Linked DNA regions of Mus musculus: regions 2, 3, 4, 5, 6 and 7 are each linked to region 1. A link is a loop called in an ENCODE intact Hi-C map of the cell type or tissue named here. Cell type or tissue: left cerebral cortex. All regions are shown on one strand.

What was found. Peaks named below come from ENCODE experiments on the same cell type or tissue, not always from the same donor. Only the 100,000 strongest peaks of a DNase experiment are listed, where the experiment ranks them.
Region 2: a loop joins it to region 1, with 6 times the contacts of the local background. A loop is called at or near these places in 7 of 42 quality-filtered maps.
Region 3: a loop joins it to region 1, with 4 times the contacts of the local background. A loop is called at or near these places in 2 of 42 quality-filtered maps.
Region 4: a loop joins it to region 1, with 2.8 times the contacts of the local background. A loop is called at or near these places in 5 of 42 quality-filtered maps.
Region 5: it touches region 1 in a loop (2.7-fold over the local background); 8 of 42 quality-filtered maps call a loop at or near these places.
Region 6: a loop joins it to region 1, with 10 times the contacts of the local background. A loop is called at or near these places in 17 of 42 quality-filtered maps.
Region 7: it touches region 1 in a loop (5-fold over the local background); 2 of 42 quality-filtered maps call a loop at or near these places.

Annotation. Positions count from the first base shown.
Region 1 is chr7:63,320,507-63,324,506 of GRCm38, forward strand. No RefSeq gene overlaps it. Among named protein-coding and RNA genes, the nearest start is that of Chrna7, 110 kb to the left of the region's middle. In left cerebral cortex, a CTCF peak has its summit at 1,757 (motif pointing right); DNase peaks (open chromatin) are centred at 1,790 and 2,949; H3K27ac peaks cover 404 bases.
Region 2 is chr7:63,736,369-63,740,368 of GRCm38, forward strand. All of the region lies in intron 11 of Otud7a (OTU domain containing 7A), which reads left to right. It also overlaps the pseudogene Gm18804. Among named protein-coding and RNA genes, the nearest start is that of Gm39023, 110 kb to the right of the region's middle. In left cerebral cortex, a CTCF peak has its summit at 1,618 (motif pointing left); a DNase peak (open chromatin) is centred at 1,608.
Region 3 is chr7:63,655,795-63,659,794 of GRCm38, forward strand. The region is part of intron 4 of Otud7a (OTU domain containing 7A); the gene reads left to right. Among named protein-coding and RNA genes, the nearest start is that of Gm39023, 190 kb to the right of the region's middle. In left cerebral cortex, no CTCF peak of the experiment used is centred here; no DNase peak of the experiment used is centred here.
Region 4 is chr7:63,210,371-63,214,370 of GRCm38, forward strand. It overlaps Chrna7 (cholinergic receptor, nicotinic, alpha polypeptide 7), which reads right to left and starts at 2,156. Exons shown (of 10, transcript NM_007390.3): 1 at 2,052-2,156; 2 at 1,738-1,877. The coding sequence starts at 2,106. In left cerebral cortex, a CTCF peak has its summit at 2,282; DNase peaks (open chromatin) are centred at 1,561, 1,714 and 2,224; H3K4me3 peaks cover 1,427 bases; H3K27ac peaks cover 463 bases.
Region 5 is chr7:63,588,825-63,592,824 of GRCm38, forward strand. The region is part of intron 1 of Otud7a (OTU domain containing 7A); the gene reads left to right. Among named protein-coding and RNA genes, the nearest start is that of Otud7a, 150 kb to the left of the region's middle. In left cerebral cortex, a CTCF peak has its summit at 1,681; a DNase peak (open chromatin) is centred at 1,030; H3K27ac peaks cover 1,331 bases.
Region 6 is chr7:63,670,453-63,674,452 of GRCm38, forward strand. All of the region lies in intron 4 of Otud7a (OTU domain containing 7A), which reads left to right. Among named protein-coding and RNA genes, the nearest start is that of Gm39023, 180 kb to the right of the region's middle. In left cerebral cortex, a CTCF peak has its summit at 1,755 (motif pointing left); a DNase peak (open chromatin) is centred at 1,686; H3K27ac peaks cover 210 bases.
Region 7 is chr7:64,154,067-64,158,066 of GRCm38, forward strand. Trpm1 (transient receptor potential cation channel, subfamily M, member 1) reads left to right here. Exons shown (of 27, transcript NM_001039104.2): 1 at 1-40. Among named protein-coding and RNA genes, the nearest start is that of Trpm1, 2.2 kb to the left of the region's middle. In left cerebral cortex, a CTCF peak has its summit at 1,885 (motif pointing left); a DNase peak (open chromatin) is centred at 1,776; H3K4me3 peaks cover 444 bases; H3K27ac peaks cover 2,913 bases.

The DNA of each region.
Region 1 (4,000 bases):
GAGGTGGAATTTATCCTCAAGCTGGAAGAAGGGGGATGTCATAGGGCAGTGTGAGAGCTGTGAGGAAAAACTGAGTCTCCATAGGGAAGAGCATGGCAGGACGGAGGAAAGCCTTCTCTGCCAAGGTCTGCCAGCCCCAAAGGCCCTGGAGACAAGGCCTGCGCTGGCAACATGGTCAAAGGGTGGTCCTAAGAATAGAGCCGTGAAGACAGACCTCAGTACCATCCCCGCATGCCCCAATTTCAGTTAATGGGCTGTATAAGGAGTGAAGAAGGTGCATGTTTGAAAAAGTCAAACATGAAAAACTGAGGCCAGACACATGTCCCCAGGATTCTGAGATCACTGGGGGGAAAAGGGAGGGAGAGGATTGGCCAAAGGCCAGATATGACCCTGAGTGCTTCCCAGTTAGAACTGAAGGTATTCTAGACTGGCACACAGACAGAGGCTAAACTTCTCAGAAAACAGACTGAGAATATCACAAGGTATACAGCTTAGGGCACAGGACATGCACACACACACACACACACACATGCATACACACACACACAGGTTGCACACACAGGGTGCACACATTGAGCAAGTGGGATTAGGCTCTTTAAAAAGGGTAGCTAGTCAAAATAGGGGGAGCAAGCCAGTAAGCATTTCTCCCTGGTCTCTGTTTCAGTTCCCGCATTCAGGCTTCTGTCTTGAATCCCAAACTTTGACTCCTCTTGATAATGGATCAAGGTGTAAGATGAAATAAACCCTTTCCCGTCCAAGTTGTTTTTGGCAACGATGTTTACTGTGGCAACAGAGCACAAACTATGACAGTTATCAAGCAAACAACATGTCTTATCAAGCTGAGGCAGGCACTGCCAGGCGTGCACACACCATGCACTCTGGGCATGCAACTCCAAGTAACTTACACTTGGCACCCCTTGAGGGATACCTACATTAGGCACAGGGCAACAGGGACAGTATCAGAACCAACATCTGCAGATGCGTTTGGCATATGATAAAGGAAACTGGGGTTTGGATGACAATACACACAGAGATGAGAAGCAGTTGGGAACATAATGGTAAGCCTTAAATGCAGACACAGACAGAGGCACATGCGAGGACCACCGACTGGACACAGGATACTGAACAAAATAGCAAGCACCATGACATAGGTCACAAGACAAGCACCCAAGGCCATACACAAGCATGTGGGCACACAGCAGCAAGGGACATGCTGGGTACTCCGCAGGAGTACAAACCAGACACTACAGCACACAAACTTGATGTTGGGCAGCCAAGTAAGAGTAGAAAATCCCTGACAATGCTCATGTCTCTTGTGCCCAACAGCTAGCCATGCCAATGGTCCCTCAGTCCCAGACCCCCATGAAGAGAGAACTGTTGCCTCGGAGGCTCAAGGTTATTGGTTTCTCCTGTAGGTCTAAACCACACAATCAGACCTCTCATCAGTTGAGGGGAATCTTCGAGTCATTTTTTTTTACAACAAATCATAGCACTGTTTGAGATCCTTTATGCCTTGGCTTTGCTACAGCTCCCTGAATTCCTAGGCCAAAGGGCAAAGGCCAATGAGATTTGGCTAGCGGTTTGCTGGTTATTTCTATGAGTTTGTGCCATTTTTGGATATCTGGTAGCAAAGTCTGTGAGTGCTTGGTAAAGCAGCTGCAAAGCGAGCCCAGAGAAAAATCATTAGGCTCACAACCCTCCTCTAGAAGTTCAAAACACTTTATGCTTTGGACTTGTATCTTAAGCCTTCAGCCACTAGGTGACGCCAAAGAGTAAGCTATCCAATTGATGGCACCATAGATAACATTTCTAGGATTTAGCCCAAATGAAAATCATAGCTCCAGCGTCAGACAGTGTCTTTGGCAGCTCTCAATGACTTACATACATCTCTCCCGGTAGAAAACACAACAACAAGCCAGTCCCTATGCAGGTGTGGGTGTTGAGTTTCCCCTTAGGCCCAAGCTGCCTACAAGGAAACTGTACTAGAGCTTGCTAAATGTGCCTAAGTGCAGGGAGCCATGAGCGAGGTCACCCAGCAGCCCCTGCTCTGTTGCACTAGAGGAATCCGTAGTTCTCCATTCTCAGCCTCAGCTGCGTGAGCGTTCCAGGCTTGCCAGGCCGCCCTGGGTGGCTGTCCAGGGTGGTGAGCATGGTGTGACCCAACCACAGAGGGAGTCTCAACATCAAAGTCATTTTTGTTTTGACATTGCTGTGGTCTGCTGTTTGTGTCTGTCCAAAACTCCTGCTAATTTTGTTGGCATTGCAGCAGTATTCACAAGTGGGGTCTGTGTGGGTGATTAAGGCCCCTGGGATTGGATCAGTGCCTTACAAAAGGGCTGGAGAGATCCAGAGATGTCCTGGCTTCTATGCTTTTCACCTGCACTGATACAGTGTTAGCCCCCTGTGCTGTGTGAGGATGCAGTGAGAGAGAACCAGGGGAGGGGGGGAAACTCCTCTCAGATTCTCAACTAAAGAGCCATGACCTTGAACTTCTCTGCTCCAAAACTGAGAAAATATACTCTTGCTTATAAATTAATGTTTGAGGTACTTTATTATAGCAGCACAAAGAAGACAAGTGCCTACTTGACTGTTTTTACATTCAGACTGAAGTTTTCCTCATTTTTGGTTTGATAAGTGATTTTGAATTAAAATGTAGACATTTGGGCTATTACATTTACCAAACCGAATCTTTTTCGTTTTTCCTTTTAGCCAGCCTTTTGTAGCACTGGATGGAGGGGGCTGAGCCTCAGTAGTGTTAGGTGGGAGATGAGGCTGGATTCCCACTGTTCCCTGCTGACACCCCACGAGATGGGCTAGTCTCACACGGCATCTTCTAACACCATCATGTTAGAGAGAGGGAAAAGCAAGATGCCTCATTACCGATCCTCATGAGGCCTCCACTAGCTGACAATAGATAGAGTTTAATTAGCACTGATCGTGCGTAAAGATTCCTTCCACGAGGCGAGGCGTTCTCTGCTACCCACATGTGTGAAAATCGGCTACGTTGTCATGTTACAGTTTGGCAAGGCTGGAAGCCTCCTAACTGGTTGTCTTTGGCATTCACAGGTAGAATTTGGGATGTAGGTATTTGTGCAGTGTAGGGGGTTGGTCAGGTGCTGCTTTGTATTTGAATACTAAATACTGCCCCCCCCCCCAATCTGGTTACCCCTGATGAGGAGATCCTCATATACACCAAATGGACAGAAGAGAGGAGCTTGAGCAAACATTCCCAGAACTTGAGGTCAGGCAGGGACCACAAGGAGAATGAAGGAAGAGGTCACCGTGGGGTAGCATGGATCTTAAGCACATGGCCATGAGTGCTGACCTGATGGAGCAGGAGCAACCTAAAAGGAACACGGCAAATATTATCTCAGAGATTTTGCCAGGGAAACAGAAAATAGCATAGATACCTACCCAGCTCTAATGCTCTACAGCTTATTATAAATCTAAAGATCTGTGTCTTTGATTTGGTAACTAAATTACCTGAAGTGAGGGCAAACCCCCAAAATAATAATAACCACAACAGTGCAGTTTGCCTGAAAGTATTCTCTTGCATAAACTGCTCTTCTGATTGCAGAAAACTGGCCTCCTGTGTGTGCTGTCTTGTTAATGTTTTTGGGGTGCTGGCTTCCTGGCACTCAGAGTAGGGTGCAAAGTGAAAGGAAAACCCCAGGAACTGTCACCAGCTCCTCCCTCAGGACACAAGTTCCATAGCCAGCCTGCCATCTCCCTGGCTTCCACACTTTTCATATTTTATTTCTGCAAAATGTTCAAGGTGTTTTATCTGCACCAGGTGTGGGGAACTGAGAAAAGTACCCATCACCTTTATGGAAGCAGAAATGGCCATCAAAATAACTTTTATGTGTGGTCTGTCATTCAGTTCATTGTCTATTCATAATTTTGCTGTTTTAAAGCTGTGGCTTAAGCTTTATTATTGTGCATTATGTTAGCCTATGTAGCAGAGTGTTTTGTGCTCTTTTGTAGTTTTGCTTTGGGGTTT
Region 2 (4,000 bases), 420 kb after region 1:
CTAGCCTTTCCTTTTTTTTTTTTTTTCTTTTCTCTTTCTTTCTGTTTTTTTTTCCCCCCACAAGTGTACCTTTAATCCCACTTAGGGCTACACAGAGAAGCCCAATCTAAAACAAAACAAAAACACCTAATCATGTTACACAGGTAAAATACTCCTTTATCATGTACAGAAAACACTGAAATAGAGCATCCCCTCTGAACACAGAACAGCAGGCCCTGGCTTTCTGTAAGCTCCCAACGAAACACAACCATGGCCTTGAAAGAGTTCCTTCTCCCCCAGGTGGTGGTGGCGCAAAGCCTTTAATCCCAGCACTTGGGAAACAGAGGCAGGTGGATCTCTGTGAGTTCAAGGTCAACCTGGTTTACAGAGAGAGGTCTAGGACAGCTAAGGCTATTAGAGAGATGCTCTCTCTCTCTCAAAAAAACCAAAAAGACAGTTCCTTCTCTAGAAGGAAGGAGGGGCAGGGGGAGAGACAGAGACAGTGTGCATGTAAAAACCTGATTCCATAGGACTTAGCCAGCATCTTCTGAAACTCTACATCCCTTGCCTTACAGCCTGGGTTTGGTTTCTTTGGTCCGATAGTCCTAGGTCCGGGGGTGTGCACCATGTAGTCTACCTCCATCTTCTTACTCTGCAAAGAATTGATGAAGGCTTGCCATTCTGTTGGGTAAAAGCGCTTATAGACATTGATCTTATTCTGAATCTGTTTCGGGGGTGTCTTGATAGTAATTCTCCTCTTCCCCGGCCATGGCCTTATAGTCTTCCCCGTGATTCTCCACCACGTACTGAACATAGTCGATGAGGTCCCGAGACAAAGTATTTCCTTTCTTCTCTGGGAGGCTGGCTTCTGCCTTCAGGTCATTTACCACGTAGGGCTTCCATACAAGATTGGGTCCCTCCTCTGCGTCTACTTCCATGGACTTTACCTTCCTCTTACAGAGGGAATCCGCCCTGTTGGGGGTCTATGACCAACCCCATCTCTGCCAGGTTTTGCCGCACAGATTTGGTGTGGTCCACGGTACTGCCCTCCAACGAGCATTCCACGCATTCCAGTTTAGACACTTTCGGTTGACATTGTAACTGACTTTTTGCCTCTGAGTCTTTCCCTTAGCCTTGGGCATCTTGCAAACTGCCGGACCAGCAGCTCAAACTCTGAAACAGCAGCTCAAACCCCGAATCACGCTCTCAGAGCTGCGTGTTAATAGTCCACCTCTAGCCTTTTCAAATGCATGCTGTCTGTGTCCTTAGAGGGATTTTTAACTCTAAAGCTAATTATCGCTAATGCTCTGTATGGGTTTTTATATAGATGCAATCCACCTTAGATGGAAACAAATTCCCTTCAGAATTTGTACAAGCTGTGGCCCAGCACTTAGTTTGCAAATAGTTTTATTGGAACACAGCCAAACTCATTCCCTGACATTTTCCTATGACTGCCCTGCCATGGGGTAGCAAAATGTGTGTAACCAGCTGGCCTCTGACTTTAATTTACTAGCGCTGTTCATGCCCACTCCTGCTGTAGTCAGCTTTTGAACCAAAAACGACAACACTACCTTTAGATCATTATAGACAGCCATTTCAGCACTCATGCGCTGAGTGAACCAGCGCCACCTGCTGCACAGTGCACACTTGCAGTTATCAATAAAACACAGTGGGTCATATTTATATTCAGTACTGTCACTGCTGGCAAAGAGGGCTTGGTCTTGTTAGCTATGAAGGATGTGTGAGTGTCTGAGAGGGAAGGACAAGGTTTTGTTACTGCCACTCTTATTTTCAGTACAGACTGAGATTTCCCCACAAGGAGACTGAAGGTCAAGGAGATGGCATGTGTTCTTACCCTTGGATGTGGCTCTAAGAAACTCCAAGTGGTTGGTTCAGGGATTCCACTAGCAGGAAGCTCAGGGTGTCCATCCTGACCCTTTACACTGAGTAGATCAGAGCCTCTACATCCTGCCCCTTCCTCTGGACAGCTGGCAAGGTGGGGGCACAGACACAAGTCCAGGGCCCTACCTCCTCCAGCCCTTATTGTGTGCCCTTCCACATCTGTTCCTGCCTGATGGTCAGTCAGAGAATCAAAAGATCTATGGGATGGAATCTGAAGCCAGACAGTTGAAAGAGCCTTTGCCTCCTCCCCAGAAGCCAAATCAAACCCCAGCTCGCATGCCACAAATGGGTCCCGGCAGCCAGGGTAACAGACTGCTTATCACTCACTCATTGCCACTGATCACCAAGAGAGACTCTCCATCATTAAAGTCTGGGAGGAACAGTGCTTTTCCCCGTCTCTCTGTGTCTAGTGGTACCTGCCGGCTTTTCTAGGGTTTTGTTCTGCTTCTGTTTTGGTATGGTCTGAGATAAGGATGTCCTCTGTTGTTCAGAATCACCTCCAAACCCCTGGACTCAAGTAATCCCCCTGCTTCAGCTTTCAAGTTACTGAAACCATATGCACACAAAGGGTGCCTGCCGTCCTTCGTCCTGTAGCCCTTGCAAGGCAAAAGAAGCCTCCATCAGGATGTGGCTTGGGCCAGGTCTGGGCCCCCTTGTCAGCAAGAGTCCCTGAAGTCAGCCTCCATCAAGTTCATGGTCTCCAGTCCCTCCAGATGCCTTTGTGGTGACTGTAAAGCTGTCTTTGTCACTGTATCCCTCTAAAGGCAGAATGGGAGTGTTTCACCTTTAGGGGACAAACTTTTTCCATAGGCTGGGTTCTGGCCCTAGAACACGATGCAGATAAGTAGCTCTCTGGATCCTCCAAGGCCACTGTGTGCCCAGAGGCCAGGTTAGAGCCCTGGAGAGGATGCAGTCTCTACAGAGGATAAGCCTTTACCAGTAGATGCTCTGCCATCACCCAAGGGAAACACTGCAGAGATGCCCATGGCTAGATGACATTCTGAATGGCCCAAAGCCTGAATACATTGTCCCTGTGTGTGACCTTCCCCACTGTAAGCACTCACCACTCCTGTGGATTGGACTTTGGCAGCTTCTGGACCACAGCAAAATTAGCAGATATCTCCCTTCCTTCACACATAGATTTGCTGTGGCTCTGGACTGTAGTAGCACACATGATTTTCTTTCTTTTTAATGTTGAAAAGATTCCCCTTTCTGCCTCAAGGAAGTACTTCCTAGCTTTTCCTTGCTGGTCTCAATTCCATCATTGCTGCTTTCTACATTGGAACCCTAGATAAGGGGAGGCATGCACAAGCAGTCAGGCTAACAGCCCAGGTGGCTACTGACAGCAGACAGCTAAAGACGACATCTACTGTGTAGTCTCGCTGCACACAGGGGTGGTTTACCTGCGTGAGAGGTGGGAAGTTTCTTCACACAACTCAGAACAGTGTACAATTTCAACTTGTAAACTATTTCTGGAATTTTCTATGTAATATTTTAAACCATGCTCAGCTATAATGAGACTGCAGAAGCTTTCAGCTAAAGGAGTTCCTGCCTCACTGGTCCATCCCCTGTGCCACCTGAACCCTAACCTGTGGCAGCAGCTGCTGAGCTGTGGAAAGCTGGGGGAAGGCCCTCTGTCCCCTGCTCCCCACATTAGCCAGAGGTCCTATATCTTGTGATGCAGGAACAAGAATCAGTTTCATGAACACACACCAAGCACCAGATCTCAGCATCCCTCATAAACTTCTCTCTCTTTTTTAAGGGAAAGGAACCCCAGCAGGCCATTGATTCAAGGAAGACATGTGATAAGAATTCAGTACATTGTACTATTAGTCCAATGGCAAGGGCAGTAGTTAAAGAAAGAGTGATTAGAACTGGCCTTGGCAGTCAGATGTGATGTGGGGGTACCCAGAGACAAACTAGCATGGACAAAGGTGATGATAGGCCACTGTCGAGTGCTGATGACCTAGCAGAGCAGGCCCATGTATCCTGCCCTTCCTCAAGGATTTGTGCTAGCATCTTACCTCCACTAGGCTGAGCTCCCAGCTTGGCATTTCCTGGTTATGGAGCAGCCTGAGAAGCAGGTATAGCGGAGGAAAAAGAACTGTCTGTGTTTCCA
Region 3 (4,000 bases), 340 kb after region 1:
TGTTTTATCATGAAAATTTTTCCTTTCTTCTTCAATTATGACTAACGGTTTTGCTGGGCTGGCATCTGTAGTCTTTTATAACTTGTTAAATGCTGGTCTGGTCCTTTCTGGCTTTCATGCTCTCTGTTGAAGTCCGCTGTGATACTGATGGCCCTGCCATTGTACATGAGTTGCTCTTTCTTTCTTGTTGCTTTTATTAGTCTTTGTTTTGTATATTTAGTATTTTGATTATTATATGACATGGGTAGTTTCTTTTCTGATCCTGTCTGTTTGGTGTTCTGTACGTCTCTTGGATCTTCATAATCATTTCTTTTCTTAGATTATGGGAAGGGATTTTTTTGTTCTGTTTTTGTTTTTTAACTTTTTACTGATTTTTTTTGTGAATTTCGTATCATGCAGCCCAATCCTTGCCCTTCCACATCTGTCTCCACCCTTACAACATCCTCCACAAAAGAAAATAAAAACCAAAAATAAACAAAACATCTTTTTGAAACCTTGTTGTATCACAGTGTGTCCCACAGTACACCCTTTTGTTCACATACCTTTACCTGCATATGTTCATTGCAATGAGTCATTGGTCTGGTTTGGGGCCTCTGGATTCTGCTATACCATCAACACAGAATGAGGATTCCTCTCAGATATCCTATTGTTTCCTTGTGTCATGGAGATCTTGCAACTTTGGATCTGCAGGGCTGCCCTTTCGCAAGCTCCAGCAGTTCAGATATTGGGCTGGGCCAACTCAAAGTCCTAGAACTGGCCTTGGTGGTAGCTGAGTTGGTCAGCCCACTAGCTTTCCTATAGCCCCGCCACCAGGGCTAGCTCTACTGTGCTGCCCAGGTGAGGTGCAGGACCCACTCTCCTGAGTGTTGTAACCAGTAAGGAGCAGGGCCAGCTCACCCACTCTCGCCCTCACCACCTCACAGCAGATGAGTGGAGGGGTTCATGCTCTTAGGACTGATTCACCCATGCTCCCCCCCACCAGGGCCCACTCTCCCGAGTGCAGCAGCCAGTGAGGGGTACAGCCAGCTCACCAAAATGCTTCAACCAGTGAGGGGCAGACCTGGCTCTGCACAGCCCTTTGACATCAACATGGTCCCAGGAGGCAGCCCAGACCAGGGGCAGCCGCATGGTCTTTACTGGTTAAGATGAGCTACAAACCCCTGCTGCTGCATGGCCATGGACACAGACGTGGCTCAAGTGGCAGGGCAGGTTACTCACAACTGGGCTACTTCTCTCCACCCTCGAGTCTCTGGTCCTACCTCTTTTCATAACAGCTCAAACTGTTCCGCTTCTCTCTCACACACATGGTTGCACATGATTGTGGCTTCTGACACAGGCAGGCCACACAGCTGGTGGGCCTCTGGATGTCTTCCCCTGTCCATGCCATATGACATGGTAGCAGGTGGGCCTCTAGGGAGCTTTTCTTCTATGTTTTTATAATTTATTATGTTAATCAAAAATTTTAGACAGTATGTTGTGATCAATTTCTTTCCACTTCCCCAATTCCTCCCAGATCCTCCCTCCACCTCCCATACCTCCCACTCACCAACTTCTTCGTGCCCCACCTCTGAAAAACATTTTTTAAAATGCAAAAAGACAAAAATACCAACCACACACACACACAAAAATATTATAAAAATTTAAAAATGGTGCTCAATTCATGTTAGCCAATTACTCCTGAGCATGAGGCCTGCCCAGTGATATGATTAATAAGAAAACAACTTTCCCTTTCCCAGGAGGTTTCATTAATGATTAAATACCTTTTTGGTTAGTGGTAGGGTTTTATAAGCCCTTCAACCTCTCAGTTGTGATATTTTGTCAGGATTGGACCTGTGCAGGTCTTGTATGCTATCAGAGTCTCTGAATTCATATGCACGCCATTGCCATTGCATCTAGAAGATGCTCTTTTCTTGGAGCCATCCACCACCTCTGGCTCTTACAGTCTTTCTGCCTCCTCTTCCCCATAGATCCCTGAGCTTGAGCAAGAGTTTTATAAAGGGATATGACTTATGGCTGGGTGTTCCAAAGTCTCTCACTGCACATTGTCTAGTTGTGGGCCTCTGTTAATTCCCATCTATTGTGAGAAGTGTCTCTGACGAGGATTGAGTGATTCAATGATCTATGGTTATAGCAGTATGCCATTAGGAGTCATTTTACTGCTATGTTCCTTTAGCAGAATAATAGTATTATGTTTTCCTATGTGTCCCATGATCTATCAAATCTGAGGTTCTTGGCCATTTTGGCAGTGTCAGGTATGGGTTCCACCTGGTGGGATGGGCATTGAGTCCATTTTTTTTAAAGTGGCTGGTTACTTCCATAACATCGGTGCCACTATTGTATTAGTTTGTATCGTAATCAGGTCACTGTTTCAGGTCTCAGCATTTGTACCTGGGTGGCATTGCTGATTACTTTTCTCCTCCAATTGCATGCAAATGAAGTCACCATATAACGGGGGAAGCAATGTCCAAAATAGATATCTTATGCCATCAACTAAAACCTCTGTGCAAATACTGGTTTACAGCTTACTCAGTCATCAGTGAGAGGAATCCCATGAACAGCCCCCACCCCAAGAATCATAAGCTATTGCCAATGCAATATGGTTCTGGTTATTCTCCTTAACCTGACGGTAAGACCCCCATTGCTGGAGACACATCTTATTTATATTTAGTGGAACATGAAGAAACCAAACCGTTGCTTAGCTAGCAGCATTATCCCTACTGACTACCATTCATGGTGCCCCAAGGTGCTTTTCTTCATTGGTCTTGTTGAGAATATTTACTGTGGCTTTGACTTGGGTTTTTTCTCCCTCTATACTTACTATTAAAAGGATTGGTCTTCTCATAGTGTCCCAGAGTTTCCTTCATGTTTTGTTCCTGGATTTGACATTTGTTTAGGAGTTGACATTTTCTTGACAGATTGATTCAGTTCCCCTACCTTGTCTTAAAAATATGATATGCTCTGTGCAATTTCATCCAATTTATTGTTACGGTTTTTCTCTAGATTTTTTATTTGAATTTCTATCTTTTTCATTATTTCAAGTTTTGATTCTGGCTTTTTTCAGAGATTCTATTTCTTTATTAAATTCTGGTTTTACATCTTGAATTATTTTCATTATTTCATTAAACTGTCTGTGCTTTTGCAGTCTGTAAAATTCAGAATGCAATGGGGCTGGAGAGATGGCTCTGCAGTTAAGAGCACTGGCTCTTCTTCCAGAGGTCCTGAGTTTAATTCCCAGCAACCACATGGTGGCTCACAACCATCTATAATGAGATCTGATACCCTCTTTCTAGCATGTGGGTGTATGTGTAGATAGAGCACTCACATACATAAAATAAAATAAATATTTAAAAAATAAGAATGCAGTACTTCTTTCTGGTATTTCTTCATGTCCTCTTTGAGTTCTTTGATTATTGCTATTTTGAAATCATCCTCTTGTATGTTATCTAAGCCAGTCTCCTCAAGTCACATTTTTATGTGACTTAAATTTTTGTTGGAGACTTCTTTTAGTTATTCATATTTATATTTTTGCAACGGGACTTAGACATAGGTAGTTAGTGTTGTTTCTTAGTAGAGACATTTTCTCTCTCTTTTGTTGAGTGAATGTTTGATATTCTATTGACTATTATCCCATCTTGTCAGGTTGCTACATGAGGCTTAGGGTTCAGTTTTTGGACAATACTGTGTTGATATTAAAGTAGGATTTCAGAAGTAGACCCAGCTATGTTTGAGCTAAATGAGATTTGTAAGCTCAGGAGCAGATTTTCTATAGAGTTAGAGGATTCTCAGAGTCAGTCTTCAGAAAGCTGAGCACATGGGTACTGGCAGTTACCTATATGAATATGGGATTTTTTTTTTTTTTACCTGAAAGGCAAGTGTGGAACTTGGATCCTTACGTGAGCCACAGAAGTGGGTGGAGTTGTTGGGGTATGTCCTGGGCTAGAGATGAGAGCAAGGATACTCCTCAACTAGTGACACAAGTCAGGCTTCCCTACCAAAGGGA
Region 4 (4,000 bases), 110 kb before region 1:
AAAGTTTTATAGTTTGTTGTCTTTAATTTTTTTAAATAGTTGTATAACATAACTAAGTTTTTCCACATCATTAATCCTAGCTTACAACTTAACTTCTACAGGTCAGCAAGCCTTATTGACATATTAACCTGAATTCTAAAGAGGCTTTTCCTTTTCAATAAGCTTGCCAGGCCTGCTCTATTTCTTTGCACAAGCTCTACAGCTGACTAGCCCCTATACCATAAAGCTTACTACCCAGCCAGAGGCTGCTATGAAGCATACAATAAGGCCAGCTTGCCAAAGTAGACCCTGGGCAAGTAGGGACAGAGAAGTCATCTTACTTTGTGGTTTTTATGGAACATGTTAGCTTAGCTACTTTACCCTTCCTTGTATACTTTTTGCAGGAAAATAACTATAATGATGTAGTTGACTTTGAGGAATCTTGACATTATCTCTTTTTTTTCCTTGCTCCTCATGGATCATGGTGCCCAGTGAAGTATGTAGGTGTCCACCATTCTGTTAGCAGGGAAGCCAAACCTCAAGATGTTTATGATACTTCCCAAAGTCAACCAGAAGCAATAAGGACAATGTCTCCACCACTTAACTGAACTGTCCTGTAGGTCTACCCTACCCAAATGCCCAGGAGCCTTTGCACCTCCTCCCCCTCACTGCCTCCCTCCTCCACTTCTCTCTGAACTATGTTCTGCTCCATGGCAGAATCTCCTCCTCACTGTCTGTCACTCAGACTCCAAACCAACAAGATTTCTTCTTCTTCTTCCTTCCCTGTAGTCTGTGCTCTGTAAACTTAGAAAACAATCGTCCACGAGGCAGCAGCTGTCTTCTACATCTCTCATGATAAATCACACACACACACACACACACACACACACACACACACACACACACACTGTGCAGTGCACACTTAATAAAGTAGGATTCTGTCATGGGAAGAGATGCAGATTTAACGGGTATAGTATGAAGTGAGAAGCCATTCATCATGAGAACTAACTAGATTAAAAGGAACAGCCTAGGAGTGAGGGCAGGAGTGGGAAGTACCACCTGCCATGCCACTTTACCAAAGTTCTTTTGGTACCTCTTTGCTCACAGTAGTTTCTCCTGATGAACACAAAAATCCCTTTGCTCCAGCCTTACCCACCTAGAGAACAGACACTGGAACACTTTCTAAGTATTGGCATCATTTGGAAGACTCCACCTATAAAAAATCGTAAAAAGTAGCCCAGCTGGCAGAAGAAAAAAACCAAGCTGTCACAGATACTGCAGGGGTGTGGCTTGCTGCAAGGGGTCCAGAGGACTGCTACTAGCTGCCTGGAATTCTCCAAAAAGGATCGCCCACAACTGTCGTCTCCACAAAATAAAACCAATGACCATCCCCCTAATGGGAACGCTTCTAGACACCTACAGTTGGCCTTCTCCCCAAACAGATTGGCAGCCGAAAAGCCAGGCCCCCACCAAGGCACTACGCAGTCACTAAAGAGGAAGAAAAGCTTGTAAGTATCTAAACTATTCCGGGCTCCGGGCGCAGAGCTGCACTAGTTTTCTTTCTAAGGGAGTCTGAAAGTGACCAAGGAAGCCTGTTCCTGCTACTGACTCCCAGCTTAGGACACTTTGGCCGGGAGTTTCTAGCTAAAAGAAAGATGCGACCCAAGTACCCATGCACAGGTGGCTGGGGGTCCTGCCCGAAGCGCAACCTGGTCCGGGACAGGAGGGTGTGTGGCCCGAGCGCCCCGCCAGACTCACCACATCCATGATCTGCAGGAGGCTCAGGGAGAAGTACACGGTGAGCGGCTGCGAGTCGTTGGCCACCGGCCTCTCCAGCGGGTTGTAGTTCTTGACCAGCTCCTTGTACAGCCTCCTCTGGAACTCGCCTTGCAGGGACACTTAGGAAGCAGAGCGCCCAGCGGGCCTCAGCACGGGGCCGCCACCCCGCCCCAGAGCATCTCAGCCCCGCCGCCCAGCCGCAACCCGGGACCACCCGCCCGCCCGCCTGCCCGCCGGAGTCTGCTCCCCGGAGCCCGCCGCGGGGAGTAGGGCCGAAGCCGCGCTGAGGTTACCGTGCAGCAGCGCCGCGGCCAGAGCCAGCCAGATGCCTCCCCGCCGGCCGCACATGTCGCCGGAGCAGCCGCCGTGTCCCGCCGTCCGCCGGGGCCGAGCTGCCGCTCCAGCCGCCTCCGCGCCTTTAAAGCGCTGCGCGCGCCCGCCGCCGCCGCGCACCCCCACACGTGACAGCGCGCCCCCGCCTCGCGAGCGCTCTCTGAGCCGCGCAGCTCCGTGGCCGCCCCGGGAACTGCATCCCTGCTCAGCTAGTTGATGGCCTCTGACCCCGAGCTACTTGCTCCTGCTACCAACTGTGCTCTGTACTCACACCAGTAACAGTTTTCAGACCCAGTCCTCCAGGACTCTCTCTGGTACCAGAATCTGCATCGCAAACTCAGAAGTTTCTCCAGCCAGACAAGGTAGACCACGCAGGAGTAAGCCTATGTTTTCCCTGCAAGACCTGGTGTTTCCAGCGATTAGCTCCTTCCTGAGGCATAACATACTTTATCAGCAGAAAGCCTGACCTAGTCTCACTTTCTTTTAAAACAGATTCAGAAAATTGGAACATTAACTCCAATCCCTTTCTGAAAAGACAAGCCAAAACTTGATTCTGTCGGCCTCTTTGATTCAAAGAACAGTAAATGAACAAGTAAGGACTGAGGGAGATCAGCCACAGAGACCCTGGTCTAGAGGTATCTTCCTTGCTGCCATATTGGGAGGATGGTACTAATGAGAGCAGTCAGAAGTGAGTTAGGCTACCCCATTTGTCCCCGGAAGTACAGAAAGCACACCTTGATGACTACTCTGGTTTCCGTTAGCGGAATCCATCCTCTCTTCCCACAGACTCCATAACACCTGTGTCATCAGACTGTTGCTCCAATGGGTTAGAAAGTACAACACTAAAAAAGAGGGACAGGCTTATCAAAAAAAAAAAAAAGTGACTAAACTGGAAGTGGTGGGAAGGGGATAGTGACTCCAGCTGCTTGGTTTGCAGGAGCAGTGGCATGCAATACCCTGGAAATGAGTATCTTGAAGGATTCCCATGTTGATTACTAATAGAAGTATAAAGAGTTGGTATAAGGTTTCACAGCTTCAGGTTAAGAGCAAAGGGGGGAAAACTGTTTTGGGAGAAAGTTCATTTAAAAAAAAAAGCAAAAACAAAAAAACAAAAGACAGACAACTGACCAGGGCTCCCGTCAAAGGAGACCCAGTATTCCACATGGGAAGGGGACAGCAGGCAGAGGCATGTGGCAAACAGTTGGGTGTATATCTGGCACCTGGGTACTCCTCATCCTATGTCCAACAGCAGGAACATCACAAAGCAGGCACTTGGTGAAGGAATGAGCTGTAAAGCATTCACTGCCAGGAAGATAGGAGAGAAGGAAAAAAAAAAAAAACATCAGAGAAGGGGAAGCACACAGCATCGGCTAGAAGCAGAAAACCATCTGCACTGGTGGTGGGATGGAAGGGCTCTCTCTTCTATTCTCAGTCTGAAAGTGCCTAAGAGCCCTCGCTAGCACTACAGAGGGATAAGCCAGGAAAACCAACTTCTCCTGAGTGTGGCCAACTGGGATCACATTACAGAAACCATGATTACATCCTTACTGAGTTGGGGAGTCACATTTAGGGGCCCCCAAACATACCACTAAAGCTATGCCCTGTAAGATCAGCAACCAAGGAAATAATCGTCTTTGGGTGGGACAATTGGTCAATACCTGTTTATGACCTATGCTTGGGCAGACACCTGGAGGCTCTGCAAACAACCCATTAACTCAGTTCCTCAGTTCTGAGAAGACTGAAAGCACCTAGTGCTCTCAATGAGACCCAGTTACTTTCATCTGTGCAGTGTAAAATAATCTGAGAGTATAGAGTTTACTCATATGTGTAGGCTCACTGCTTAATCCCATCCTCAGCATAAAGAAAAGGTAAAAGGAAACACAATGTATCCAAGTTTATAAAGGCAACT
Region 5 (4,000 bases), 270 kb after region 1:
CACCCATTCTATCCACAGGGTTCTCAGTGACTACTATGTCAGCTCTAGAGCTTCTTCCTGCTGGATTTTCTTTCTGTCTGAGTGTTTCACCCATACTTGACAGGGACCACAGAAACTTCTTCTTCTTCTTCTTGTATTGTTGTCTCTTTCTTTCTTCTCTGTCTAGAGAGGCATCCCTATGAATTTCTACAGTTTTCCCTTCTTGGAACATTTGGAACCAAGCTACAGTCCAGGCAAGCCCTTCCTGTGTACCTGTCCTCGGGTGTTGACCATGCCCTCGGTGTCCCTGTCCCTGAGGACTCATTCTTGTCCTGTGTAGTGATGAGGGTCTATCAAGGGTGTGATACAATAGAAAGAAATATTCTGCATGGCTCTAATGTGGCTCCTAAGAATTTCCCAGGCCTGTACTCCATGGCTATGTCACTGATTAGAATTTAGGGACTAGTGGTTCAGTGACAGGTGCTGGTATTTTAGGAAAAATTCTTGAGTTATATACAAAACTATGGTCTTGGGTACTTGTCCATTCAGCTGGATCAACCATGACTCAACTAGAAAAATACCTTTTGTAGGATGAATAACAAATGAATTTTAATGCTGAATGCCACTGAGTTTATTTAATGTCTATAATTTCTTATAATAACATATAACTCTTTCAAAAATGGAAGATAATTATTATGGAAAGTTGGAAAATACATAAAAGGACAAAGGTGAAAATCACAGTTCTCTGGAATCCTGTCATTGAGAGGTTATAGACTAGCAACATTTTTCTTCTTTATTTTTATTACAAAGTCAGAGTTTGCTCGTGATAACAAATGGCTCCATTTCTAGTCTTTTCTAGGCTCAGTTCTGTCTCCCAAGGCACACTGGACTTCTGTACATTTTCTTACATTTATACTTACATGGCTATTTGGAGAGCTTTATCTTATTTCATTTTGTCTCACCAAAGAACTTAGGCCATATGTTCCACTACAGCTTCTTTTCTTTGCTATTTCCAGACACATGTGTTTATAATATGCATCTACACATCTATAAACACATGATTATGTGTGCATACTCACAAAACCCTACTTTTTTTAGGGAGCTTCATAATGTTTTATGGGTGGCAGGATGCATGTAGATGCCACACAGGAAGATATATAAAACAAAAGTGTATCCTGAGACTTCTTGTGCTCCACCTCACCTGGCCTGCACCCACATGGAGAAAGCAGCTTCATGGTCAGCCATAGTCAGTGCTTCTAGCACTCTGGCTGCAGACTCCACTTGGACAATGTGCTCTATTCTTCAGGGATACCAATCCCCTTTGGTATTCTGGCTACAGAATTCACTACAGAGATCTTGGGATCAGAGAGGACTCTTCAGTAAATATGATGTGTGTCATGGAATCTTATAGCTGCCCCTGTACCTTTCCCTATGCCAAGTACCCCAGGCCTGCCTGGCTGAATCTGTCCACAGCCCAGATACTGCTGGTACCTCTGTGGATGTCTGTACCTCTCAGAATTGCTACCCTCTTCTCTAGTACACTTAGGGCTTGGTATCCAAGTTTGTTCACTAGCTCTCTGCTTTCTGAGCCCCAATTCTGGTCCTCCAGTCCTTGGGCCTTTATCCTATGGTCCCTGACTATAGAATGCCCTTGACCTGAGCAGTGGAGCTGGAAAGCCTGGCTTAGTGAGCCCTCTGCAGGAACATGTGGGGACTTTCAGGTCCTCGGTGGTTTTGGCACATCTTAGGATGTGTTCTCTGTGTCCTCTGTTTCTCCTCCTTCCTCTTCCCCCGCTCATTCTCTTTCTCTCTTCCTTTCTTTTTTCTGCCTCTTTTCTTTGTCCTTCTCTTCCCTACTTTCCTCTTTTCTGTCCTGCTTCCTCTCATTTTTCCTGGTGGACTCCTTTCCTCTCCTTTCTTTTTCCCTTGTTCTCAGTTTGTGTTTATACCCTATCCCTGATTCTCCTACATGGGCTTAAACTCTTACCAGTCTCTGCCATAGTCCCGGAGAGGCCTTTTCACTCTCCTGCCCATGGGTTTTCCCTTATCCTCGGACATTTCTCAGCACTGGGAACATCTTACAGGCATCCATGTGTCACTGTTTCCATCCTCTGCCAGTGTCTCCTAAAGCAGCTGGTTTTCTCACCACCATGCCTACCCTGTCCTTGGTAGACACAAGCATCTCTGACCTTGTCTATGCTGCAGATCCCCATGAAGGGCCCTGAGAACATAACGGAGCCATTGGAACGATTAAGGCTGCAAACTTACTTTCTCTCTCTCTCCAGTCAGCCTGGATTGCTAGCCTATATTCTTACTAAGCACACTAAAAGGTCAGCTCAGAACTGAGACCCAGATCTTATCAGCTCCCTGTTTGATAATGAATGTAAGTGATTCTTAAAGGAGAGAGCTGCAAAGGATGCATGATCGAGGAGGAAGATGTACTGTTGGAATGTGTTAGCATGTTACGTCTGTTTCAGAAAGGCACTGCACGATCCTGGTAAGAATATGCAAGCGTTAACTACCATATATGATAGGTGGGAAGCCTTTGTATAAATAATGTTTCTTTGTTGGAACTCTTAACTTCTGGAGAATAAATTCAAAAAGTGTGATTCAAAGGGCAGATGCAACTTAATATTCAGTATACTCAGTACCCACGGGCACTAAGCCTCACTCATGCCATGTGCTACTCATTCCCACCAGATGGTGACCATGCTCTCAAACGGTGCTGATCTCGTGAGAATAAAAAGCTGAAGTATCCTGTTTGATCTGCACTGCTTGCCAGGCAGTGCATTTCTCACACCTTTATCAGCCACCCCTAGCCCCCTTTCTCCTACTGTCCACTGGCTATTGTTCTGTTTAATTGTCTGTTGCGTAAACTATTCCTATACTAAGAAATCCAGCCTGTGGTCAAACATGGTAGAAGATTCTCTGTTCCTGTGACATAATGCTGAAGGCTGGGAAATATATTAAGAGAAGAGGCTTATTTTTTAGTTTATAGCTACAAAAGTCTCAAGAGCATGGAACCATCACCAGCTTGACTCTGATGAGGACCTTCTGGCTATGACAAGGCATGGACTCAGGAATGTGTAAAAGAGAGAGCAGTCACAAGGTGAGACAGGAAGCAAGAGCATTTGGGGCTGGGCTAATTATAATTGATCTCCTGGGAACTAACCAAGATTCTCACGAGAGCTAATTAGTCTCCTTTGAGGGTGATACCCCTGTGATCTTATAACCTTCCACTAGAGTCCATCTCTCAGCAGCTCTGCTACCATCTAGCATGTCAGCCTAGGGCCCATGACCCCTCTCTCTGTCAGATGGCCTTGGGGAATTAATGGAGCCACTGGAATTTAGAAAGTGCTGACATTCATGCTCTATCTCCACTACTCCCGTATTGCTACATTATTTCTTGCTAAGAAGGTTTTAAAAGGTCAGTGCTAAAACCCTGGAGGAGTACCCATGCCAAATTGCAACAGATGGGGACACTGAAAGATCAGATATCAGTACTTCAGAAGCTAATACGAAAACAGACTGCAGTTTTTATGGAAGCCATAATGTCCACCGATCTTGATAACAAATGCTTAAAGAAGTGCAAGGGGGGGACATGTGTCACAGGGTACAAGTTTCACATGGCAGTTCTGAGTAAGAAAAGTCACAGCATCTGTGCAAAGTAAGCCAGACTCAGAAAAATGCTGCATGTTTTCTCTTATGTACACAGTTGTAATGGTGTCTGTGTTGTGTGTCTGTGTTGTGTGTCTCTGTGGGTAAGTAAAAAAAGAAACTGTGAGATAGAGGGAAGATAGCTAAAGAGGAGAGCATAAGAAGGAGCAATGTGCAATGAAATACAGGTGGCATAGAGCATAGGGGTTATAGGGGGCAGCAAAAGGGGGCGCGAGGGCAAGCAGTGGGGAGGAGTGAATAAGAGCAATGTATGATGTAAGATGATGTAAATGACATAAAGAAACCCATCCCTTTGTATACAGGGTTGAAAACTCATATTTAAAAAAAAGAACATGAAATTGGT
Region 6 (4,000 bases), 350 kb after region 1:
GGGAGGAAGGAGAGGCACTGGGAAGGAGGGACTGAGAGGAGAGGAGGGAGGAAGAACTGTGGTTAGGATGTAATATATGAGAGAAAAAGTCAACTTTAAAAAAAAAAGATATTTGATGTACAACCCCTGTCCTAACCCACATATTGAGAACTTATCTAGAGCCTTTTACCTAGCCTGAGTGAGGTAACCCAGTCACAAAACACAAATGGTATGCACTCACTGATGAGTGGATATTAACCCCAAAATTCAGAATATCCAAGATACAATTCACAGACCACATGAAGCTCAAGAAGAAGAAAGAGTAAAGTGTGGGTGCTTTGGTCCTTCTTAGAAGGAGAACAAAATACTCACAGGAGCAAATATGGAGATAAAGTGTTGAGCAGAGACTGAAGGAAAGGCTATCCAGAATCTGTCCCACCTGGGGATTCAGCCCATATACAGTTACCAAACCCAGACACTATTGTGGATGCCAAGAAGTGCATGCTGACAGGAGCCTGATATAGCTGTCTCCTGAGAGTCCCTGCCAGAGCCTTACAAATACAGAGGTGGATGCTCACAGCTCATTGGACTGAGCACAGGGTTCCCAATAGAGGAGTTAGAGAAAGGACTGAAGTGGGTCCCAACCCCATAGGAGGAACAACAATATCAACCAACCAGACACCCTAGAGCTCCCAGAGACTAAGCCACCAACCAAGGAGTCCACATGGAAAGTCCCATGGCTCCAGCTGCATATGTAGCAGAGGATGGCCTTGTCATGCATCAATGGGAGGATAGGTCCTTGGTCCTATGAAGACTCGAGATGCCCCAGTGTAGGTGAATCAAGGATGGGGAGGCAGGAGTGGGTGGATGGGTGGAGGAACAGCCTCATAAAAGCAGGAGGAGGGAGGATGTGATAGGATGTTTCTGGGAGGGGGGAACTGAGAAAGGGGATAACATTTGAAATGTAAATAAAGAAAATATCCAATAAAAAAATCAAAAAAAAGAAAAAAGCACAGAGGGTAGAAAAAAGATATTTGATGTGCAACCCCTGTCCTAACCCACAGGTTGAGAACTTATGTAGAGCCTTTTACCTAGCCTGCTAACCTCTCCCCAGGAACTGATAAAACACTTATCAGCTTTGTGTTGGTTTGACTCCAAACTCTCTGCCTCTGCTTGTGTGTCTGTGTCTACATAGTTCCTGTACATTGACATATATGTACGTAGAGAAAGGAGGAGAGAGGAGGGAATGTGATGTACCTATCACAGGGAATCAAGGTATTAGCACATGCAGTTGTGGGAACTGAAGGGGCCCATGATTTGCAGTAAGGAGGCTGTAGGACAGGAGGATTAATGGTGACAGCAGGCTCTCCCCTGCCAGCAGAGCTATATCCCTGGTAAGCATTTCTGTTCCACTCAGGTGACAATTGGATGCGGCCCAACCACCCTTGGAAGACTTCTCCCAGCCTACAGATTCCTATGCTCATCTTGTCAAGCGATATCTTCACCCAGAGTCAGAGATGTACCCAGAGTCACAGTTGAGGCTTTGTCTGGCACCTGGTGGCAGAGTCAGGTCTACATGGCAAATGAGCTGTCACAGCCCCTGGGATCCTTTTGCAGTCTGTCTCTTCTGGGAGACTTGTGCCTCCTCCCTTCTGAGCAGCAGCCTCCCTCTCCCTCAGGCCCCTGCTGTGCTTGCACCCACTCCTACTGTGGGCATCTTTCCAGAGAATGCTTGACTGAGCATCTCCAGGAGAGCTGTGTGTTCTACTGCCACCTTGTGGTCATGTCTTTATTTCCCTGCGCAGCCCCAGTCTCTCCCGTGCTGTCACTTCTGTGCAATTCCCTGATGAAGCTTTGCAAATCATTGGTCCCTTGTATATGCTGTGCTCTTCACCACCTTTCTCTTTCTCTTTTGAGAAGATTCCATTCCATTACTCACAAATGATAGGTGTGTAACCCCTATGCAGACTCCTTGTCCCTTCACACACACCTCTCAGCCATCATTGGTCACCACAGCTGTCCCCTGCATGCTCAGCCCATTATTAACTGATTACAAAGCACCCAGTAGTCTTCATTCATTTTTATGTCATCAACACCCAGGAGTGTCTTCCTGTACTGCTAAGTGACCCGGGGCCACCAAGCAGAATACTCTTGTTTACGTCCTTGCCTGTAGCTTTTGGCTGTTCCGTTTAGCTGTTTCTTAGGCTTCTATGAAAGTGTTTCTCCCTGCAATTGCACAGTCACTGAGACTAATTGTGCTCTAAATGTAGAGAAGAATTGAAAATCATGCTATGTTTATAAGCTTAGGTGGGGATCTTAGGTATACTTCTCAATATGTAAGTACATAAGCACATATACATTCATATAATAATAAAGCAATTTAAAAGATGGCCTGCTCAGCCATCATTGGGAAAGAGGCCTCTTGGTCTTGCAAACTTTATATGCCCCAGTACAGGGGAATGCCAGGGCCAAGAAGTGGGAGTGGGTGGGTAGGGAAGCAGGGTGGGGGAGGGTATAGGGGACTTTCTGGATAGTATTTGAAATGTAAATGAAGAAAATATCTAATAAAAATTGAAAAAAAGAAAGAAAAAAATAATAAAGCAATTTAAATTGTGGAACTGTGTCAACAGAGAGTTAGCATCTACAATCTATATAATTTTAACCTCCTTTCCTTTTATTTCTTTAAGATATATAACCAAATTGAAACTTTTTATATCAAAATTATTTAATAAGCAATATAAAATGATCAAACCCACAGTTTATTTTCATTTAGAGCTGTAAACATACTCATTAAAGTTAAAGTCAAACTGGGCATGGTCGCACAGAACCAGTAATCCCAGTGCCTGGGAGGCTGAGGCAGAAGGATTGCAGTTTAAGGCCTGCCTGGGCCACATAGCAAGAAAACATAAATAATGAAAAGGAGCCAACTGTTATCCAGACAAACAAATCGTGTCTACCAGACACATGAACTTAAGCCCTGTGGATTTTCTTAACATCAGTGTGAGTTTGTTGAAGAATAAGATGAGAAAATGAAGGTCACTCGTCGCCGTGGGCTTTAGAGAGAATTCCAAGGAAATTCTGGTATCTCTCATCTCAGTTTTCATGTACAGAATACACATACAGTGTATCAATGTATGTGTGCATATGTACATACATGTGTTGTATACACGCATTCGATATGTGCACACACACAGGAATTGGTACTGAGTATCCTACATTCAAGTCATTTCTTAGGTTGGTGACATTCTGATCAAGTCCACATCTTCTGGGAGTTTAGATGTAAACAACGGGCTGTTTACCAAGAGCCACCCTTCTTCTCCCTGCACAAGCCCCTAGTACTCATTTCTCAGGATCTTTGAACATCATGTGTCAGTGGAATGGTAGGGAGAAAAGCACAAACATTCCAGCCCAGCCTTGGCAGCCTGAATGGGCAGACACCACAGAGGGAAGATCTCAGTGACCTACAGGAGAAACTATGCCCTTGGGTTCTTTCCTTCCTGGCCAAGTGGGCTGGTACATTTTGAAGATGGCACACAATAACCGTGTGTACGCATGCATGGATTCCTAGATGACGGTGTGGAGCAGAACCACTGCCAGCCTGGACTCCTGGGATTGGCTGCCACGGGCAGAAGGAATTGACCTTTGCTTAGCGAGTTAATGACAAGGGATGTGAGCTCCACTGATTGCCACAGCTCAACTGACCCTAGTTCATTATTTTTATTGAATACAAAGGTGGCTGCTAAGTCTTCTGCTATATATTGTGGTTGTTTAGTTTGGGGTTTCTGTGGGACTCCTAACAGAGGGAGTGGGGGTGTCTTTGATTTTTTTTTGTTGTTGTTGTTGTTCTCCTTTGGTTATCATCTTTTGGAAGCCTGCTCTTTTCTGATGAGGCAACATAGGGGGAGTTGCTCTGTGGGAGAGGTGAGGTGGGGAGGAGCTTAGAGCAGTGGAGGGAGGGACAACTGTAGTTAGGATGTATTATATGAGAGAAGAATATAGTTTCAAACGTAAGAAATGTATT
Region 7 (4,000 bases), 830 kb after region 1:
GCGTGGTTCAATCAAGAGCTCCACATCAGGGTCCCAGAAGGTGAGTGAGCTTTGTTTGAGGCCCAAGGGCAGATGGATAGCAAGGTCAAGGGACATGGGTCTCTACTCTGTTTGATTGCTGCTCCAGTGGGCTCTCGTCTTCCAGGTGTATGTGTGTGTGTGTGTTATGTATATATACTTTCTACTGCATCAAACTCCTTTCTTAGGGGGTGACTCCACATTTCATGCCTCTATGTCCCATGTCTGATGTCTTCATTCTCTCACTTTCAGGATGTTGTACTGGTAGCCGTGGCCAGTATCCTCACGGCTCTGAGCCATGACATCCCTTGTCTCCACACGGGGCACTGTGAAAGGGTTCTTATGTGGCTTGCTTGTCCTTGCTTTGCTCTGTTCCAGATTTATAGAATTACTGAGGGGACTTAGAGGTATACTGCTGCTTCTAGAAGACGTGAGGGTGGCCCTGAGTGAGCCCTGCGTTTGGTATAGGTTTCTGTGGCCTCTGAGCAGGCTGAGTGGACGTCCCATTCTGTTAAAGGCCACTTACTGTGTTAGGGTCACTTGTCTTCTGCACCTGGTCTGTCTAAGGCAACAAAAAACTAGCCTAGGAGTAGGTGGCCTTCAGTACCCTGGGCTGCAAGAATGGGTCCTTTGGACCCAGGTTACCATGGCCCATACAACTGGAGACCTGATTAAGAAAATCAGACACAAGTTAACTGTAAAGTTAGGATCTTGTGGGCTATGCCCTCGGATGGAGACACACTATGTGCTTGGTTACTCAGTGTGTTTGTTACATACAAAGTAAATGAGGAGGCAGGTCAGCTAGTGTGTGTTTATTATATACGGTATGAACAAGGAGACTAGCCAGCTAATGTGTGTTTATTATATATAGTATGGACAAGGAGGCTGGTCAGCTAATCTTGGTAGATGGTCTCTATAGAGAAACGGCCTCAGGGGATTTGACCATGAAGTAATCTGGGATGAAAAAGCTCTGTACAGTTTGCACTACTCACTACTGTTTTTTAGCTAAATGTCACCCATTCTTCAACATCCATCCTTGCACCAGGGAAAGGCCTTGCCATCCTATGAATCTGAGGCACTGGTGTTCTTGACATGGTCATGCTCATGACGTGAATGCTCATTCAACAAGTATACACTCTCTTCCCACAGTAGGTGGCCTGATAGGTCATCTTACTCAGCTGCCCTCAGGTAGAGCCCAAGGAGGAGGTAGAGGCTCCTTCCAAGACACTGCCCCTACAGAGGGTGAAGGAGGCAGGAAGGAGAGGGTGTGAACAGAAGGGTGCACCACTGCAGTAGCTCTTTCTGACATTCCAGCCAGTGCCCTGGTCAGTGTTGGGGACAGAAGCCAGGACAGCAGCGCGATCCAGGTGAGTGCCTCAGGGAAGGTATTCCCTCAGGCAGGACACTGGGTCATCTTAGGAGCTGACCAGGCGGTTGATCTCATAGCACAGAAACAGCTAGGCATTTATCCATCCAGTTGTTTCCTAGCGTCTGATGTCCTAGGAACCTGAAAACACACACAAAGTCAATAGGAAATGGTTTATTTTTAAAGGCTTTTTACAAGTTTCAAGAAGATCCATCCCCAGGGGCTCCTTGTGGGTGGTAGAAGGTACAGCTCTGTTCTCCCAGGTGTGTGAGAGTTAGCAGTCTTTCTGTAGAGCCCGCACGCCCACGGGTGTCCTGTAAATTAGTATTCACAAATCTACCGCCACACTTGGCAGGAACGCGACATTCACATGCCTCTAGCTGTGCCACTGCGCATGACCCTCCTTCCCAGAACACAGCCGCTCCCACTGCTAACTGATAAGCTCCGGAAAGGAAGCAGGCTGTGCTGTTCTGGAATTCCATGTCTCTGTTGCCCTCTGCCGGGTGCTTACCCTAGTGAAGTAGCAGAGTCTGGGTGTGGGGAACTCAGCAGATGGGAGGAACACACTGAGTGTGGTCAGCATTGAAAACTAGCACTTCTCTCTCCTTTCTGTTCCCCCTCCTCCTCTTCCCTCTCTGTCCCGCTGTCTCTCTCTCTCTTTCACTCTCTCTCTCTCTCTCTCTCTTTCACTCTCTCTCTCTTTCTCTCTCTCTCTCTTCCTTTTACTCCCTCCTCCCCCCATCCTCCAGGACTACACATTTGATTCTACTTCAAATTTAAGAGGGTGTCCCTCCCCTTCCAAGGTGAACTCATCCCATGGCAATTTATGACCCCCCCTCCCCCAAATCCTAATTCTCCAAGTCCTCACTGCCAGATCCGGTCCCTGGCACCTCTCCCCCAAATCCCGAGTCTCCAAGCCCTCCTTGCCAGAACCAGACCTAGTTAAAGGCTCAGTGTAGCCCCGGGCATGATCATGACACTCCTCAGGCCAAGAATGAGATCACCGAAGGGAGAAGGAAGGATGGTTCTTCCATCTGTTTCTGTTACACTGTGTAGGAGTGTTACTCTGTAGCCCAGGCTGGTCTTGAACTTACAGCAATCCCCCTGCCTCAGTCCCCCCTTCCCCCTCAGGCTTAGATTACAGGGGTGAGCCACTTAATCTGTAAGGGGATAGTGAGAAACAAGTTCCCAAAGTATGCATGTTCCTTTGTTTTTGTAAACACTTGAGATTCCTTTGTCCTTAGGAACTTGGTGCTCTTCCAAGGGTGATCCTGCCTGGCCCTCTGTTGTCAAAGACACTTTTGGCCTTTGGCCTGGCTGGTCAGCTTTTCCTGTTAGGCAGCTCCTCACTTGGCCTTAACACCACCCCCACCCCAAAAAATCCCAATATCCAGCCAAGGGAATTGAATCAGTGACTGAAGGGCAGCTACCTCTATGCAGGAGGCCCAGCCTTCCGCAGCTGTAGGAAAAGCTGCCAGGTGGCCATGTGGAACATGAAAACCCTGTCTACATTTTAATTTGCTAAACGATACAGATAAAATTTGGAATTGAAAATGGAGGTCTTGAACATATTAAATGGTAGCACAGCCTGGTAAACTGTACCTTAGATCCCCTTAGAAAATTCCAGCACAGGTCCTGAAGGACATACACAAAAATGCTTATCTCAGCATTCCACGTTGCTGCAAATAAGAGTGCCCTGGAGCTCACTGGCAAGGGTGTGCTGGGATCCCTGCAGCTCTGAACAATGGACTACTATACAGTACTTAAAATATCAACACAGATAAATTCTGGAACATATGTTATCAAAACAATAAGCTTCTCATAAAATCTCCAAAACACACAAGGAAATTCTAAAAATGACATGTCCTTTTAGGATAGAGGTGGTTAGCTCTGTCTGTAATCTTTCTTTCTTCATGTGCTAGATGCAATCATTTTTCCTTTTCTTGGCCTCTGTGGTGGTTTGAACAGATTTGGCCCCCATAGATTCATGTGTTTGACTGCTTGGCCCACAGGGATTGGCACTACTGCTAGGAGGTGTGGCCTTGTTGGAGGGGCTGTGTCACTGTGAAGGTGGGCTTTGGGGTCTCAGTCCTAAGCTCCACCCAGTGTGGAATTCGAGTCTCTTCCTGGCTGCCTTCAAATCGAGATGAAGATCTTTTGGCTCCTCCAGCACTATGTCTGCCTGAACGCTGCCATGCCTCCTACCGTGATGATAATGGACTGAACCTCCGTAACTGTAAGCTGGCCCCAGTCAAACATTATTGGTAAGACTTGCGTTGGTCATGTAGTCCCTTCACAGCAATGAAACCCTAAAACAGCCTCCTTCCTTTTTTTACACGGCTCACCTGTCTGTCAGCCTTTCTTATGATTTTGAAATCAAAGCGGTGCTTTCACAATTGAGAATTGGTTTCATCCTTCTCGAAGAAGCCCAGGTGCAGCAAGGAGTGCCCTGCCTGCCTCTAATCTCAGAGAAAGAATTCTACAGCGCTGGCTTTTACCAGCAGCTCTCTTGCCTCCTCAGCCCAGAAGCTGCACACAGGGGCCGAGCCAAACTGGCCTGCCCTCTGTATCCCACCACCCTCTGTAGCAGCTGCAGCCGAAGACATATCTCAGATC